Regions from separate parts of the Mus musculus genome. Here region 1 is linked to region 2. The links are chromatin loops, found by intact Hi-C in ENCODE. Cell type or tissue: left cerebral cortex. All regions are shown on one strand. Each heading gives the region's core, and the rest is flanking DNA. Links, peaks and the distances in the headings are about the cores only.

Region 1 (9,312 bases), core at 479-8,478, 140 kb before region 2:
ATAAAATTACTACTCCAAGATGGGGGAGCTCAGGCTTAAATGATCTTACTTTGGTTCATACAAACCACATAAGTCAGACTATGGTGGCACACGCCTTTATTTCCAGCTATCAGAAAGCAGAGACAGGTGGATCTTTGAGGCCAGCTTGGTCTACAGAGAGTTCCAGGATAGCCAGAGCTATACAGAGAAACTCTGTCTTTGAAAACAAACAAACAACAACACATACAAAAAGAGAACCATTTAAAAGGAATGTCTTAGAATTGGTGGCTAAAATAGTGACAAAATGTAAAACCCAAATACCTGGAACTACTCGTATGTTTTGTATGAGACAAAGGGTGTTCTTTGGGCTTTGTTCCAGAAAAGTGGCAAAGCAAGTTCAAGTGGATTCCTATCAGCCTACATTTCATGAAGGACTGCTCTACTCCTCATTTTGATCACTTGTTGCTTCTTGCATGCCTAGAGTTGCTGTTGTGATAACTAAAAGAACAGGGGCTTTTTAAGTAAAGGAATGAGTAAGTTAAATGGAAGCCAAAAATATACTTTGCTCCTCTGGGAACCAACTAAAGAATATGTAACAAGTGTTATTTATGGCCATCCTTACATACCCCTCTTATTCTCTTCTAATCAAAAGATAGGTCTGGGGGTGATGAAATGTCACCTGTTGCCAAGCCTGATGACCTGAGTTCAGTCTCCAGGACCCATGTGGTAGAAAAAGTTGTGGTACTCAAATTCCCTGACAAAATATATACTGAAGCTTTTAGCTGACATTAAACCACTTGTATAGATGAAAGTGCCTTGGAAAATCTCATTACATAATGTTGTACTGATTTCTATACACATACAAAAAAGCAAACCTACTCATGCACAAACAAATAAATGCAGTAGCAGAGGTGGTGGTGGTGGTAATAGGCAAGAGCTACAGCTAGCACCGTTTCTCTGAGTAGGTGCAGGAGGGGAACAGAGGGGAGCTCCAGCACAAGTAAGGCAGAACCTGGACTGAAGCAGAGTAGAAAGGAAACAGCGAATAAAGCTGGGTGTGTAATGGGAATACTGACACCATGAACTGAAGAAACCCATCCGGCTGGGGACAGTGAAGACAGGCTTACCGGGATCTGCTGGATCTCTCCTGTGTTGGTAATGATCTGCTGCATCACCTGCATGGTCTGTCCAGTGCCACTCTGGGTCTGCTGGGCCTGACCCTGAGGTTGGGCCTGTACAATCTGCACCTGCTGACCTTCTCCAACCTGCATGGTCACGGGTGTGGTCTAGAAGGAAGAGCCAAGAGAAAGCTGTTTGAGCTCTGGCTGGGAGCCTGCAGTAGTAAACTGGAAGCTCACACACTCCATTACTGCCTAAATTTGTCACCCTCTTAACATGCAGCCCAATGGTTGTACAACACAGCTAGAGTTAAGTCTGAAAAAGAAACAAGAAAGCCAAACCAAGTTTTAGGTTCACAGTGCAGAATATCTAAGCTTAAATGTTGCAACTCCATAGTCCTTCTGTGATGGCAGAGTGCATATAAAATAGGGAAGAAAAAAAAAAAATCAAAGCAATCATGACAACTGACAGAAACAGACCCATGTCAAATTAGGGGAAGGCGAATCTAGAGGACACCAGGAAACATGAAGTGGAGCCTATGTGAATGCACTATATTTAGGGTCCTAGACTGTATTGTAGGCATGAAAAACAATGAAAGGCAAACAAAGCACAAAGGCTCATCTCTCAGGCTAGGCCTAGCGCATGTGGGCTCTCATCCACTCAAGCAGCAGAGTGAACCTGGCCCAGCTTAGCCAGACAGTTGCTACAGATTATAGCAGAGCTCCCCACAGGGGTGAAAACATCAGATGCTGACAACTCAACAAAGCCTACCCTCATTCAGCAGCACCCAGCAACGCAATAGCTTGAATAGTCAAGAATGAAGAGTCCAGATTTAAGACATTTGTGCCTTATGTTCATGACTTGTACTTAGCAGCTTTATCACTATGAAGCAGACTCTAAATCCCAAGACCTTAGCCCCTAATGTAGCTTTGTTTAAAAGGTTTTTAGAGACAGGGTTTCCTGTGTAGCTTTCGATATCCTGGAACTCACTTTGTAGACCAGGCTGATCTCAAACTCATAACAGATCTACCTGCCTCTGCCTCCCAAGCTCTGGGATGAAAGGTATTCGCCAACACTGCCCAGCTTCTTAGATGTGACTTTTACAGAGAAATGAACGCAGTGTATCTGACCTGTCTAAAAATGGGAATGATGGGAGATTGGTGGAGTACCTGTACCTGTAGTCTCATCCCACATCAGACATGATCTTCCCTGCTCTGAGCTAACAACCCTGACAACCAGATGATAGGGAGAGTCTCAAAGTATCATAGACTTCAAATGATGTTGCTGTTCTAATGTTAATTCTTGATTGCACAGGTGCCCCAGATGTAGTAACTTGGTAACTAAAACTAGGGTGGGGGAAGGGTGTGTGTGTGTGTGTGTGTGTGTGTGTGTCATAGAAACTAGAGAAGAGATTTAAGAGATTACTCAGTAGGAAAGAATGACTGGAAGAGGAGAGACAGCATTCTCAGTATAAGTCTCCTTGGTAGGTTGGACAACAGCAAATAAATAATCTCTTCCACCTGTGTAGCATGATGCTACATCTATTCCTGACCTCCAGAAGGGAGTTCCCAACAAAAAACAAAAAACACAGAATTCACTTCAGCACACTTCCTTCCAACTTTATTATAATGTATATCCTACCTTAGGAAAGATACCTGCACTTAAAATGAAACAACCTTCACTACTCACTCACTATGGGTCTAGGGAGGTGTGACCTAGCCCCTGGCTACCCTAAACCTAAAGCAGGACAGCAATACAACTTCATCAACCTCACAAGCTTTCTCAGCTCCAAGCCCAGCAGGTCTCAGCTGGCAAGGAAGACAGATGAAATCTTTGCTGACCAAAACCAAGCATGCTGCCAACCCATCACTGTACTCCACCAACCCAATTTTTGAGAGTATTTCCAAGGTATTCTAAATTGTTTCAAGAAAATGAGGACTTGTATTAGCATGGAAGCTGCTAAATCACCCATAGTGTGCCCTGCTGTAAGCCCAACAGCCATGGACTTCTTGGGTCAATCAGTCAATCAGGGCCAGTCCTTGGCAGCCTCTCTTTAAGTTCACTCAGTAAAGGGACAAAGCCTTTGGCAGGTAAAGATTTCTCACTGCAGAGGCACAGGGCATTAGGGTGCAGTGAATCCTGAGACAAGGACTGGGCCATAATCAGTTTTGAACCTTGTTTGCCTAGTAGTGTCCGACAGAGAGAGTACTCAATATACTTCTATTTTATGAGTAAATGAACAAGAAATAAATCCTAAAGTCAAAAAAAAAAATTAAATCCATCCCACCCCAAACAAACTTAGTTCTTCACTAGAAATATACAAGACTCTCTAGGATATGTTTCCTAGACTTGCCTAGATAGCTCTCATACTAATTAAATTCACATCATTTCCTTTGCCGTTTCTCACTTTTCTGTCTGCTTGCTCTACTTGCTTGTTTTGAAACAGAATTTCATACAGCTGAGTCTTGTCTCAAACTCTTGATTCTCCCCCCATCCCCCTTCCAGTGTGCTGGAATTATACACGTATGCCACCATGCCCAGCTATTTCTCATTTCTAAGCGGCTGGCTGTGCTGGAGCTTTTGAGTAGCAACACCATGCTTTCCCAAAGTATTAACACTTCCAGTGATCCCTCTAAAAGTTACATTATTCTTTTCAGGAGCCTCTAACCACCTTTTCTCCCACCAATTTCTCATATCTTTGTCAGATACTCTTTTGATAACACTCTGTATATAATTCTAAGGCTGACTTAGTTTTACTCATCCCACGTGATGATATAACCTTTAAAAATATTTGTATTCCCAACTAAGACTACTGTGAATTCCTTGAAAATCAGGATTTTTTTATCCATGCTTATGTCCCCAATACCTAGCATAAGACTTTACTCACAGAGGATGCTCACTGATGAATAAATAAAGTAATGACTGACAGAATTGGGATTCAGAGCTCACAGTACTGAGTCCTCTGCAGCCTCTCATGACTCCCAACGGATGGTACTGCTCTCAACAGTACTATGGGGGAGAAAAAAAAATCCTCTGATTACTATTGTCAAAGGAAAAGGTCACCTGACACAAATACAGTAGGACAGAGACCTGCCAGAAAGGAGAGGTATGCAAGCTAGCAATAGTACTGCTCTCCCTTTAACAACAAATTCCAGTCCTGGCATAGACAAGTAGCAGGTATGGAGTCCACTGAAAAGATCTTTTACAGACATCCCACTACTGTTCATGGGTGCATTAGTGAAAATTTTTTTCCTTCTAATATATCTGGGCTCATAGGGATCCTGGAGAACATCTTGTCCACTGCACTTTCCTTATCTGACCTAAGAGGAAAACAGGGTCCAGAGAGATTAGGGTGATACTTTGCCTCTGTGACTTAATGTGGGGGAAGCTCAGGTTTCCAGACATCAAATGCAGCACTCTGTAAGGATGTGATGGCCTCTCTCTGTACTGGTCACACTTGCCCCACCCAAACCTAAGAGACACTGTGTTACTAGGTGGGTACTCCCTGCCACTCACAGACCTGACCCTGCTGAGGCTGTGCAATGATGATCTGTCCAGGCTGGATGGTGGTCGTAGAACTGGTGGTCTGCTGGCCTTGCTGCTGTCCCTGGACCTGGACAGCAGTGGGCTGCTGAGCCAGCGTGAAGTAGTACTGGACAGGCTCCGCAGGAGTCACAGACTGGCGTACCTCCTCCTGTGGGGTGGAAGGAGAAGCAGGTAAGGGGAAAAAAACCGACTCAGCAACCGCCACAGTGAATTTCCACTCTTCCCTGAAACAGGCTATGTGCAGTTGCCTGCCGAATGCTGAGCTCTCCACATTTGCAGTCAAAGGAGAAGTGGAATTTGGAGACCAGTTGTGCTAAATCAAACTAAAAATAACAGTTTCTATAGGCTTCACAGAACATACAGCCAATTTTCTGAAGTCCCGAGTAATCATCCATTGTGTGATGAGTTGCAAACAGGCAAATAATTACCATAAGCAACAACCATGCACCAGCAGAGCTTGTCAGTAGATTCTGTCAAAGCCTGCGATGGAAGATGCTACCCAAACTTAATATCCCCAAGTCCCAGAAGGGATCTATCAGGGAGAGAGGAAACAGCTTTTCCTAGGCTTTTCCAGCTTTTTTTTCACAACACACTGAGAGCTCTATGTTCATCACTGATGTGTCTACCCCAGCAGAGCATCTAAGTCTAGTTGTACTTAGCCACAGAAGTGCAACCCAGGGGACCTGATGATAGCTCTCCGCTGGGGCGCTGCTTTGGCTGACTAGGGAGGCAGCATTCTGTCCGATCTGTCGGGTGAAGAGATTGTTCTTCAGCTGACGTTTTCCATGGCAGAAGGAGTAAACAACCCTCTCCCAGCCACCTTGAGCTCACAGCTGAGAGTGTAGGATGTTTACACACACTACAACATGGTTACAGCCCAGGGGTTGGTAGGTCTCTGACCACCTAGAGATCAGCGTCTCATCCCGAGTGACCTGTGACACATAGTGTCCCCGTCCAGGACAACAAATATATTCGACCACATGGGCTGAGTAAGAATATTAGCTAATTTTATTCACTTCCTTATTCAGAGCTTTCCCTGTCAGGTTTCAAAAACGAGATACTTCTCAAGGTACTGAGACCTTCTCACCTGCTCAATGCTCTCTAAAGTGCACTTCCATGACACTGTCATGGACACTTATTGCAAGATTTTGTACTTGCATGACAAACTGTCAGTTCTGCTCAGATGTAAGTACTACTGCCTCTCACTTGCTTGCTTGCTAGCTACTGTCCCTGGTAGTTCCATACAGGTACTGGTATATACTACCTGACTGATGAGTCTACTTATCAGACAAAGAGAAAGCTGGAGAGAGAGAAGTACTTTTCTGAATGCATACTGACTGCAGTATTAATTCTTCTAAACTGAACAGCTATAACCAATAACTCTACAAAAGAGTACCTCAGATCTGTGACCAAGTGTGTGGGAAAAGTTGTCCTTGTAGTACCAGGCTAAGTGCCTGCCTGTTAATCCTGTAACTGGGATCATGAATAACTAGCCTCTGAGACATTTCAATCGCAACATAACAAGGTTCCCCAATGGTCATCAACCCAGAACACAAAACTGTTCCTAACGTTCTGGTTATCCAAGCAAGTCTTTAAGCATAAGCTGACCTTCTGCGATAATGTAGTCTATGCTTCAAACCCACAGTTTCAGTCCTCAACCTTCAGCAGAGGTAAAAAAAATATATATATAGAGCTCCTTTTATTTTCTCAACTTCAAGTCAAAGCCAGGTCCATTTCAATTTTGGTTTCTTTTCCATTTTAAGCAAAAGTCAGCTGGCAACCATGTCTTGGCAGGGATACATACCAATACTCCTTTAGACCACAAAACTGAGGTCAACTGCTCTTTCCAAAGCTGTGGAAATAAGTTCAGTGTCTATTTTTCCCCTCACTGAGATCTCCCCTTCCTATTTTAGAAATAGGAAGGCCGGACTTAACAGTGGAAACACTCTTAGCTTATGAGAGTATTAAGAACTGAGAACACAGAGCAGCTGGGGACACGGTCCCTTCCTGCCTTTGACCTGTGATCAGCTCTAGGTGTCCATAATTACAACACTGAACAAGGGTTTTGTTTTGTTTTTCCAAGATAAAAAGCAAATTCTTTAAATACTTCTGCCAGAACCCAAAATAGTGCTTTAGCAAAAGCTCTCAGGCAGGCAGGTAGCCTCTCCCATGTTTTCTACTGCATCCTCTCAGGTAATAATGACTTAGACAGTTTCTAGAACACTGTTGTCAGGACAAGCATGGCTATTTTCAAATTGCTGTGATGGAAGGAGGCACAAGTAAGGTTCTTCTGCTTTATGAAGCACTCATTCTGCAAATGGAGATCAAGCCAGCAGGAAATGATGATGCTTGATTTAAAGAAATGGGTGAAAAGATAATGACATTTCAATGAGCAAGGAACTTTCAACTCATAGCTTAGTCGGGGAGAAGTCAACCCTCAACTACCATCTACTTGCAGACAATCTACTTACTTCCATGGCAAAAAAGAGAGAGGGAGACTCCAAATCATCTCTGAGAAGCCTCATAATCCAGTGTCTCCCTTTCCAGATGGATCAGCACCAAGCCCTAGGAAAACACCTGACCGAATAGGTCAGTACAGAAAGGTACCTGCTCCATGCTAACACTCAGTACAGAAGGGTACCTGCTCCACACTAACAGTGGCTTCTCCAGTGCTGAGACTGAAAAACAGTGACAGTGAACAAACAGTATCACAGCACAGGGTCATCACTACACTGATGAGCAGCCAGCTCCAGACTAGGGGAAAAAATACATTTGCTTTAGTGGCAGGGTGAACTGCTGCCTCCTTCAGAGGGTGTGTTTTGGAGAGTAGGCACTTTTAAAGGACTTTAGGAGGTGCCAGCCAATTTGGAGCTTGGGAAAACTTCATGTCTACAGAGAATTAAAAAATGCTATCTTAGAATTTCAGGCCAGCTTTCAGCAATCTCAACCTTTTAAATGCCAGGCAGCAGCTGTCCTGAATAGGATGCCAATCAATAGCTCAAACACCTACAAAGAACTAAAACCAGGCAGCTAAAGGAGTGTTCTTGCTGTATACCTTTTAAAGGGAGATGGACTAAGTATAGTGGTCCATGCCTTGAATCCCAGCACTCAGGAGGCAGAAGCAGATAGATCTCTCCGAGTTCCAGAACAACCTGGTCTACACAGTCTAGTCTAGCCAGGGATACACAGGGAGAGCCTATCTCAAAAATCCAAACCAAACCAAAGAACAAAAGAGGGAGATGGGGTAGACCACCAGCAAATCTAACACCCTGACAGACCCAGAAGAACAAACAACTTTGGAGGAAGGTATAGGTCAGCAGCTCTCAACCTGTGGGTTGTGACCCCTTTGTGGGATGGAAAGATCCTTTCACATGGATCACCTAAGACTACTGAAAAACAGATAGTTGCATTAAAATTCATAACAGTAGCAAATTACAGTTATGAAATAGCAATGAAAAAAATTTTATTGTTGGGAGGTTATTACAACATGAGGAACTGTATTAAATGGTGCAGCATTAGGAAGGCTGAGAACCACTGGTATAGGATAATAACTTTCTCTTTAGTCATCTATTCAGCAGGCAGCCCATAGTGAACAATCAGTACAATAAGAGCAATGCCTGACTGCATCACAGATCTTACCACCTTGTCTTTAAAGGAAACTCCTGGTGGATACATGGGAGCAAAAATCCAATAAGGAAAACAGGCTCATGGTATTATCAGCTCCAAACGAAGAGAGACAGTCTGAGTTCTTGTGACTTCTCAGAGAGAAAGGAAGTAACCCAAGAAAAGGAGACAAGTTCATGGGCACAAACCTGCAATGTCTCAAAGCCGATGAGCGCAGCCGGGGACGACTGTGGCAGCCTGCCGCTGTAAACATCCGACTGAAAGCTCCTCTCAACACCTTACAGCTTCCAGTCAAGGATGTTTACAGTAGCAAAGACTGCCCAGAAAAATAAAGAGCTTCAGTGAGGCACAACCTGCTCCCATAAGGAGGTGACCCAGGGCTTGCTAACCCAAAAACCCTCATGCAGGGTCAGAATTAATGTCAATTAGGATGCCCACTTCTCCAACAGGTTTTCTGACTGGTTATTTGTACAGGTCAACATGGGGAGAATGGTTGTCATTAAATGACTCTAAACAGTATACTACAAAATAATTAGTTAAAAACACTTATATTTTATGAACAAAAATAAAACAAGCAGGACATGGTATGGCTTTACTTCTCTGAGGCATATTACACTAAACCTAGTGAATCATGCAAACTGCGTGCCTGAAACAATGAGCTCTATAGGACTGGGGTCTATCACAATCACAACTAAGTTATATGCACCCAAGTGCTGAACAAAACAAATGGTGTGATCTTTGGAGATGAACAGGCAGAAGAAGGGCAGACACTTAGTTCTTGTAATTAAAAAGAAAAATGTAAATGGTGGTTCTAAAACTTCACTGGACACCAAAGCATCTAGGGAACTTTAATTATTGATTCCTGGGGTCATGGGGTCATAGGTTCTGACTCAGTGGATGATGGGTAGAGTCATCACACTACAGAGACACAGCATAGAGTAAGAAAATAAAAGCCACTGGCTCCAATCTGATCACTATGCACAAAGAGGTTGTTTCTTAGAATCTGAAAACTGACTGGCTGAAAAAGCTTTTATTTTAGATGAA
Region 2 (9,312 bases), core at 569-8,568:
CTCTCAGGTGCTCTAACACACCCAGGACCATAGGATCTCAGGATCCCAGGAGCTTGGTCACACCAGGATCTCAGGGTCTCAGAGGCAGCTTGACTCCCAGGAGCTCTGATACACCCAGGCTCTCAGGATCACAGGATCACAGAGACAGCTGAACTCTGAGGAGTTCTGACACACCAGGATCACAGGAAGGACAGGCTCCAGTCAGATATAGCAAGGCAGGTAGCACTAGAGATAATCAGATGGCGGGAGGCAAGCAAAAGAAAATAAGCAACAGAAACCAAGGTTACTTAGCATCATCAGGACCCAATTATGCCACCATAGCAAGTCCTGGATACACCATCACATCAGAAAAGCGACATTCGGATCTAAAAATCACTTCTCATGATGATGATAGAGGACTTTAAGAAGGACATAAACAACTCCCTTAAAGAAATACAGGAGAACACAGGTAAACAGCTAGAAGCCCTTAAAGAGGGAACACAAAAATCCCCTAAAGAATTACAGGAAAACACAATCAAACAGGTGAAGGAAATGAACAAAACCATCCAAGATCTAAAAATGGAAATAGAAACAATAAATCACAAAGGGAGACAACCCTGGAGTTAGAAAACCTAGGAAAGAGATCAGGAGTTGCTGGCTCCTTGCAGGCAGGTCCAGGGGAGAGGAGCAAGGTCCTGGTCCCTCCAGGGTCTCTCCGTGGCTGAGCAGTATGGCAAGTATCGATGGTCCAAAAGAAACACACCAAGCCAGGGGTCTTGTCGAAGCAGGAACTCAACTTTATGGTATCAGCCTCTCTCCCTTATATAAGTTCGAAACATAGGGAGGGGATTTTTGTGGAGTAAGATGACATAGGAGGCGGGAAGGGTGATGGATGGTATGGAGGCAATGGCAGGACCAATGGCAAAACTCTACATCTGCGGGGCAGAGGCAGGGCCAAACAGGTTTTGCTTAGTCACCCTGATACAGAAGTGACTGAGTCAGGTCTCAAAACCAGGCTTAGGCTCTCCCACAAGGCCACAGAAACTCGAGCCAGGCTCAGTTTTGTCCTCAAGGCCCAAACCAGGGCCAAAATGGGGCCCAACAAGGAGTCATAGATGCAAGCAACACCAACAGAATACAACAGACAGAAGAGAGAATCTCAGATGCAGAAGATACCATAGAAAACATTGACACAACAGTCAATGAAAATGCAAAAGGCAAAAAGCTCCTAACCCAAAATATCTAGGAAATCCAGGACACAATGAGAAGACCAAACTTAAGGATAATAGGTATAAAAGAGAGCAAAGATTCCCAACTTAAAGGGCCAGTCAATATCTTCAACAAAATTATAGAAGAAAACTTCCCTAACCTAAAGAAAGAGATGCCCATGAACATACAAGAAGCCTACAGAACTCCAAATAGACTGGACCAGAAAAGAAATTCCTCCCGATACATAATAATCAGAACAACAAATGCACTAAATAAAGAAAGAATATTATAAGCAGTAAGGGAAAGAGGTCAAGTAATATAGAAAGGCAGGCCTAGAATTACACCAGACTTCTCACCAGAGACTATGAAAGCTAGAAGATCCTGGGCAGATGTCATATAGACTCTAAGAGAACACAAAAACCAGCCCAGGATACTATACCCAGCAAAATTCTCAATTATAGATGGAGAAACCAAGATATTTCATGACAAAAACCAAATTTGCATAATATCTTTCCATAAATCCAGCCCTACAAAGGATAATAGATGGAAAATACCAACACAAGGAGGGATACTACACCCTAGAAAAATCAAGAAAGTAATCTTTCAACAAATCCAAAAGAAGATAGCCATCTCTAACAACAAAACTAACAGGAAGTAGCAATCACTTTTTCTTAATATTTTTTAACGCCAATGGACTCAATTTCCCCCCAAAGAGACGTAGACTAACAGACTGGATATGTAAACAGGACCCAGCATTTTGCTGCATACTGGAAACACCTCAGAGATAGAGGCAGATACTACTTCAGAGTAAAAGGTTGGCAAACAATTTTCCAAGTAAATGGTCCCAAGAAACAAGCTGAACTTTCAACCAAAAGTTATCAAAAAAGATAAGGAAGGACACTTCATACTGGTCAAAGAAAAAAAAACCTACCAAGATGTACTCTCAATTCTGAACATCTATGCTGCAAATGCAAGGGCACCCACATTCATAAAAGAAAGTTTACTAAAGCTCAAAGCACACATCGCACCCCACAGAATAATAGCGGGAGACTTCAACACCCCAGTCTCAGCAATGGACAGATCATGGAGACAGAAACTAAACAGAGACACAGTGAAACTCAGAGAAGTTATGAGCCAAATGGATCTAACAGATATTTATAGAACATTTCATAAAGCAAAAGAATATACCTTCTTCTCAGCACTTCACAGTACCTTCTCCAAAGCTGACCATATAACTGGTCACAAAACAGGCCTCAACAGATACAAGAAGTTTGAAATAATCCCATGCAACCTATCACATCACCATGGACTAAGGCTGGTCTTAAATCCAACAAAAAGAACAGAAAGCACACATACGCATGGAAGCTGAACACCTTTCTACTCAATGATAACTTGGTCAAGGAAGAACTAAAGAAATTAAAGGCTTTTTAGAATTTAATGATGATGAAGATGCATCATACCAAAACTTATGGGACACAATGAAAACAGTGGTAAGAGGAAAACTCATAGCTCTAAGCACCTCCAAATAGAAACTGAAGAGAGCTTACACTAGCAGCTTGACAGCAACACCTGAAAGCTCTAGAACAACAAAAAAAGCAAATACACCCAAGAGATGTCAGGAAGTAATCAAACTCAGGGCTGAAATCAACCAAATAGAAACAAAAAGAACTATTCAAAGAATCCACAAAACCAGGAGCTGGTTCTTTGAGAAAATCAACAAGATAGATAAACCCTTATCCAGACTAACCAGAGGGCACAGAGACAGGATCCAAATTAATAAAATCAGAAATGAAAAGTGAGACATAACAACAAAATATATCTTAAAATAATTAGTTTGTTGAATATTAGCAGTTGAAAATATTAAAATCATGTTCTACAAACAAAATAAACAAACAAAAAGAAATGGCAATTAATCACTCCACATGGTTGGAAAAATGAATTTTTAACCCCAAATCCACCTAACACGGAACGAAGAAAGTTCTACTTATGTATGGATAACTACTGTCAAAACCGGAAGTAACATGGGATTGAACTTGTTTGAAAATAGGTTCTAAGATTAATAAAAAATTAACCGAGTCCTAATTTTAAGTCACAAGAACGGAAGATCCAAAATTCTTCTACTTCTTGGTTTTAAGTGAGAGAGTATCTACCTGGGTGTGGCCTCAGCCTCTGGACACCGTGGGAATAGCAGTACATTATGCGCGCAGTTAGAAGCAAGCAACTCACAGGTAAGAGTTGAAATAATTGAAGGGCAGCTGTGCACAACGCAATGCATAAGTTCAGCTGCAAATGTGCCTATGACCTGATTCTCAGCAGCCTTCATACTCTGTGTTAGGGACTTAAACTATGCTTTCCCATAATGATTATTTTTGTTATTAATAGATAATGTACTCACTATTTGGTCATTAACATGCAATAGCACATTCCCCAGAAATGCATCTGTTGACGCTCTTCCTTGAGTTGAATGATATTTAACTGGAGCTGAATGAATGGTCAGTGCTAATATTAAGTAACATGCATGATCTGTTCTTATAAAATCCTGAACATTTTGCTTGCTATGCTCCATTATACTTTTGGTGGGCTGATTTTGCTTTTGCTTTTTCTCATTTTGTAATTTAATTATTATCATGATTTTATAAATGGCTGGTGTATTTAAATCAATAAAATTTTAAATTTTACAAAAAAAAAAAAAGATCCAGACCAGCCAGAGCATCACAGTGAGACCTTTTCTCAAAAACAAACAAACAAAAAAAAAATAAATAACATGGGAGTGTTCTAGGAAAGAAGGAAAGAAAGAAAGAAAGAAAGAAAGGAAGGAAGGAAGGAAGGAAGGAAGGAAGGAAAAAAGAAAGAAAGAAAGAAAGATAGAAAGAAAGAAAGGAAAGAAAGGAGGAAAAGACAAGACAACTTCCCAAAGGCGAGAACATCCAAAACAGCTTTATCCACTCATGAAAGCCCCAAATGGAAACAAACTTACAAACTGTCTGTTACAGTGCAGTCCAAATATTGAAACCACGTAGAAATTTGAAAGAGGGACTTTATTAAGTAATCATATAATTAATTCCGTTTTTTTTTTTTTTTCTTTCTAAGACATGTTTTTACTGTGACCCAAGCTGTTTTGGAACTCAATGTGTAGTTTAACCTGAGGCCAGGGATACCTCACTATGCCCAGCTTAAGAAGGAAATGTTAAAACAAACCAGCCAGTTTAGTAGGCTCATGCCTGTAATCCAAACACTTCAAAGTAGATGTAGGAGAATCATGGTAAGTTCATGGCCAGCCTGGGCTACATAGGAGACCTTGTCTCAAGAAAAGATAATAACAAAAGAAAAACACATCAATTTAGCATTGGAGCAGCTATGAAGATGTAAAAGGAGAGGGAAAAGCCTGGTATCCTTCAGTGGTAGAGTACTTGCCTAGCACGCACAAGGCCCCGAGTTCAAAATGACCTAAGGACTATCCTAAAGCTGAAGGAAGATACCCAAAGAAACAAATTGGAAGGTGGGACTCTTCCTAAAGCTGTGACGCAAACCTGTTAGCAAACATGTACGATAATGTAAGAAGTCGGCTGTGCTACAAAGGCTAGCCTTGGTAGAAGAAACACGAGTGCCCAGAATAGTCATGAACCTACTTGCACACAGAATGGTGCAAGACCTGGTGTTGGAAGCACCCTGGAGCAGAAGCTGAGACTTGGCACACAGGAGTCACGAATGTCCATGTCCGGGCCAGCTGAGATGGGCAGTGTCCTCATTGGGAGCATTGTTCAAGGCGGCTCTGGACTAGGGTTGTATCTTTATAGGTGTTAATGTGATGGGGACATGTAGTCGGGGCAAAACACAAACAGATAGCCCATGCATGTGCTGTTGGCACAGACGGGGAGAGTAAAACAACTCACCAGAAGGAAATGCAAGTTCCTTCCTGCTGCAATGGCTCTGCAGCGCCATCTACTGACAAAATGTCGTGCTCTCATTGAAAGAAACTTGAAGCCGCTGCTCTTAACCTGTGGGTCGACCCTTTTTGGGGCGTCATCTGTTAGTCGCCTAAGTATTTTATGGTTGGGGGGTCACCACAACATGAGGAACTCTATTAACGGGTCACAATTTTAGGAAGGTTAAAAACCACTACCTTTAAGGAACTATGACAGAACAGGCAACGGAAGGAAGATTGGAAGAAGTAACAGATGTATAACTGTCACATCTACCCACAGTGGGGGAAAATCCACCTGTGGCATATTGAGATGGGCAACCATAGGACACTACTGTGCTTGCAAAAGCAACAGCAGGGATGAAGTGTCAAAATGACAACAACATGTGCGTGCTGAAGGAAAGGTATTACACAAAGGGTAAATGCCTTCATTACATGAAATTTTAGAACATTCAAGACTAATTTGCAGGGGGCGTGGGGAACGTCAATTAGTAAACTAAGTGTGGTGGCTTAGGCTTGTAATTCCAGCACTTGGGAAACTGATGTATGAGGATCAAGTGTTCAAGGATAGTCTAGGTTACCTAGCCACACCCTACCCTCCCCCAAGCAAAACAACAGAAAGAGTACATTACATCTGTAATTATACCCCCGTAATGCCTATTTTCAAAATGTTGTCTGAAAACAGGAGTCTATGGTATAGGATGGAGACTACTATCCGTTCCAAATCCTGCTCCCGGGGAATTCCTGGCCAGGAGCCATTTGAAAAGACTGAAGCTTTGGTAGACGAGAACAAACAAACAAAAAGGAAAAAAAACAAAAAAACAAAAAACGAACTACAGGCTAATCTAATGGAGTCTTCTCAATTGAGAGTCCCTCTTCTCAGATGACTCCAGCTTGTGTCAAGTTGACAAAACAAAAAACAAAAACAAAAACAAAAAACTATAGCAGCACATTTAGCCATCATCAGTCACACAGTGTCCATAGTTCAGCCCCAGGCCCATGTGGTGTGAGGGGACAATGACAGAAGACTGGCTTATCAAGGTTGGATACTGTGACTCCTGCCCTTAGTCCCAGCACTCAGGAGACATGGGAAGGTGGATCTCTGAGTTTAAGGTCAGCCCAGTCATAGGAAGTTTCAGATCAACCAGGGCTACATGGTGAGACAGTTTCAAAAGCAAACTGGCTGTTGAAGCATCAATGTTCACGGAGTAGGGAGGAGCAACCTGCCAAAGAAAAGGCCTCGCTGAAGATTCCACCGACTGCCGAAAGTGAGTCACTGAGAACTGCACATGAGACCAACACCTGTGCCAATAATAACTATGAGAGGGGATTGTGAAGAGGTTGCCAAACTGTGGCCGCCAGCTCCTTTATAAATAAAGCCTAGCATAGCTCACTAGCTAGTGTCACCTGTATGGCTGGTAGAGTGGGGGCTCGCAGTCTTGACTGCTTTATGTCTGTATGTTTGCCTAGAAATTGCATAGATTGGTAAAGGATATCTTCCAGGACCCAGGAATGAAGATCTAGGCTAGTCCTAAAATATCAGACAGGCTGTGGTGGGATATGCCTTTAATTCCAGCACTCTGGAAGCAGAGGCAGGGTCTCTGCAAACTCAAGGCCAGTCTGATCTGCAGAGAGAGTTCCAGGCCAGCCAGGGTGACATAATGAGATCCTGTATCAATAATAATAATAAGAAGAAGAATATTATTGTCTCCTCTGACTGAGTGTGGTAGTGCACACCTGTAATCCCAGCACTCTGGAGGCAGAGGCTGGAAGATCAGGAGTTTCATAGCACGTTTGACCTAGCCTGGGCTACGTAAGACTCTGGGTTTTGTTGTTGTTGTGGGTGTTTTTTTAAATCATCCCTTCAACAAAACCATATTTTTTTGTAGGTTTTATAAAATTATCTCATGTGGTTAGGGATGTAGCTCAATGGTGGAATGTTGGCCTAGCATATGGAAGGCCCTGGGTTCAATCCTCAGCCCTGCAAAATGAGTGCCTGAATGAATGATACTAATAAATGAATACTGTTGATAAAAAGTCCCTTCCTTACCTGTGTCTGAGAAATGTCAGTGACCCAGAGGGATCTTGAATTTCTCCTATGCTGTGTATGCATTGAGTGGTTTTATATGGTGGAAGATTAGACTGACAGCCCATAATCCAGTGCCCCAGTGCTGGGTACTATCATAGAGAGTTTTACAATTCTGTGTATACATATTTTGTCTGTGTCTGTAGATTTGCAGCACATACTTTACTGTTGCCCTCTAGAAGAGCATCCAGTTTCTTAACTGCTGAGCTGTCACTCCAGTCCCCCTTAGAGATCTTTTTAAAATGTTCTTACATTTGCTTATGTGTATGGGGGAAGCAGCGCATGTAACACACTGTACATATGAGAGATGGAGCTTACTGGCCAGCCAGTCTAGCCAAAACCAGTGAGTTCCAGGTTCAGTTAGAGACCCAGTCTCAAGAGAATAAAATGGAGCTGAGCATGGTGGTACACACCTTTAATCCTAGCACTCAGGAGGCATCAGCTGGCAGATGTCTGAGTCTGAGGCCAGCCTGGTCTACAGAGTAAGTTCCTGATCAGCTAGGGCTACACAGCGAAATTCTATCTTAAAATAAATAAATAAGCAAGATCTTGTCTCAAACAGAACAACAACAACAACAACAAAAAGGCAAAACAAAAAAACCAAAAAATCAAAGATACACAAATAGGCTAATATGTTTGCCAGTGCACTAATTAGTGGTGTTTGCCCAACACCACTAATTATTAGTGCAATGTAAATCAAAGTTACCGTGAGACACTGCTTCATACCTATAGAGATGGCCACTATCAATATCAATGCATGGAAAACAATAAACATTATAAGGACTAAAAGAAATTGGAACTCTGATGCTTTGTGGGTGGAAATTGAAAGCAATAGAGTATGGCAGGCAGGTACTCAGAATATTAGAAGACCAAAGGTCCAATAATTCTTTTTTGTGGGGCAGTGGACTGTGCCAGGAAACTTGGTAAGGTTGAGTGGGTTCAGAACCGCTGGCATCCACCTGAGGACAGTAGGAGTTCCCTACTCCTGACCAGATTCCTGGCCTGGAACACGTGACCACAACTCCACACAGAAGAACGTGGCCTAGCACAAAACACAAAGTTCTGCACGCTAATGAGGTATCTAGATGGACCCTGAGGGTTTGGCCAATGAAGCTTCCCTTCCCAGACTAAGTTCCTTCCTGCAAAAGGTATGCAAAATCTCTGGTCCACCCTGAGGAAAGGGTATGTCCCTAGTCTCCACGATGAATAATCAATGGAACCAAGGACTGCCTCTCTTATCAAGAAGGGAGGGAGGGAGGGAGGGAGGGAGGGAGGGAGGGAGGGAGGGAGGGAGGGAGGGAGGGAGGAAGCCTTTGTTGCACAGAGCTGCAGCCTGAGTCTCCAGCACAAGATCCCTCCTCCATCCTGGACAGTTGCCACTAAGCTAAACCTGAGTTCCCTCTCCCATACCCCCACCCCCTCCCCACCCCCTGACCTCTTCACAGGCCCAGGGCCGTTTGTATGCCCAGGAGCTTGGGAACCCCCGACTCCTCAACTCTTCGTTCAGCCTCAGCTTGGCTGAGGTCCCCTCCTAGGCTGCATTCTCCTACCCCTTGAGCAGTGCATTGGAGCTTCCTGCAAGCCCATCACCTGCTGTCGGTGTAGGGTAAAATACAGCCTAGCGTTCTATGGTTCTTCTGCCTGAGTAGAGTTCACACACCCGGGCAGTGAGGTGGAACGTGGGACCACACTTTTTCTGGGTTCATACCCAAAACAATTGAAAGTGGGGTTTCGAGGAGACATTTGCACATCCAGGTTCCACAGTAGTGTCAGTCACAATATATAAAACATGGGCAAAATCCAAGGGCCCATTGACAGATGAATGGGTAAGCCAGATGTGTGCTTCCCATAGAATAAAATTCTGTCCCATTGTGAAACAGGAAGTTCTGACACATTTGACTGTGCTAATGAGAATTAAGGATACTCTGTAAAGTAAGCCAGTCACAAAAAGATAAGAGCAGTGTGACCCCACTAAGTGACTTGCTAGGACCTGGGAGGAGCAGGAAGTGATGCCACAGGGGAGTTTCGGTTCTTGTGAGATGGACAGAATTACAGACAGAGACAGCTGTACACCAACACCAGTGACCTGGACACTGAAAATAATGAAGATTTGATC

Evidence for each region. Hi-C counts contacts between places; a loop is a spot of excess contacts. Peaks named below come from ENCODE experiments on the same cell type or tissue, not always from the same donor. Only the 100,000 strongest peaks of a DNase experiment are listed, where the experiment ranks them.
Region 1: a loop joins it to region 2, with 4 times the contacts of the local background. A loop is called at or near these places in 7 of 42 quality-filtered maps.

Annotation. Positions count from the first base shown.
Region 1 is chr4:120,764,108-120,773,419 of GRCm38, forward strand. Nfyc (nuclear transcription factor-Y gamma) reads right to left here. Exons shown (of 10, transcript NM_008692.4): 6 at 4,619-4,792; 7 at 1,107-1,265. Mir30c-1 (microRNA 30c-1) reads right to left here and starts at 5,515; the gene lies at 5,427-5,515. Mir30e (microRNA 30e) reads right to left here and starts at 8,590; the gene lies at 8,499-8,590. It overlaps Mir30f (microRNA 30f), which reads left to right and starts at 8,499; the gene lies at 8,499-8,590. In left cerebral cortex, for the core only: no CTCF peak of the experiment used is centred there; a DNase peak (open chromatin) is centred at 5,092; H3K27ac peaks cover 404 bases.
Region 2 is chr4:120,904,888-120,914,199 of GRCm38, forward strand. No RefSeq gene overlaps it. Among named protein-coding and RNA genes, the nearest start is that of Exo5, 15 kb to the right of the region's middle. In left cerebral cortex, for the core only: a CTCF peak has its summit at 5,129 (motif pointing left); DNase peaks (open chromatin) are centred at 5,129 and 6,388.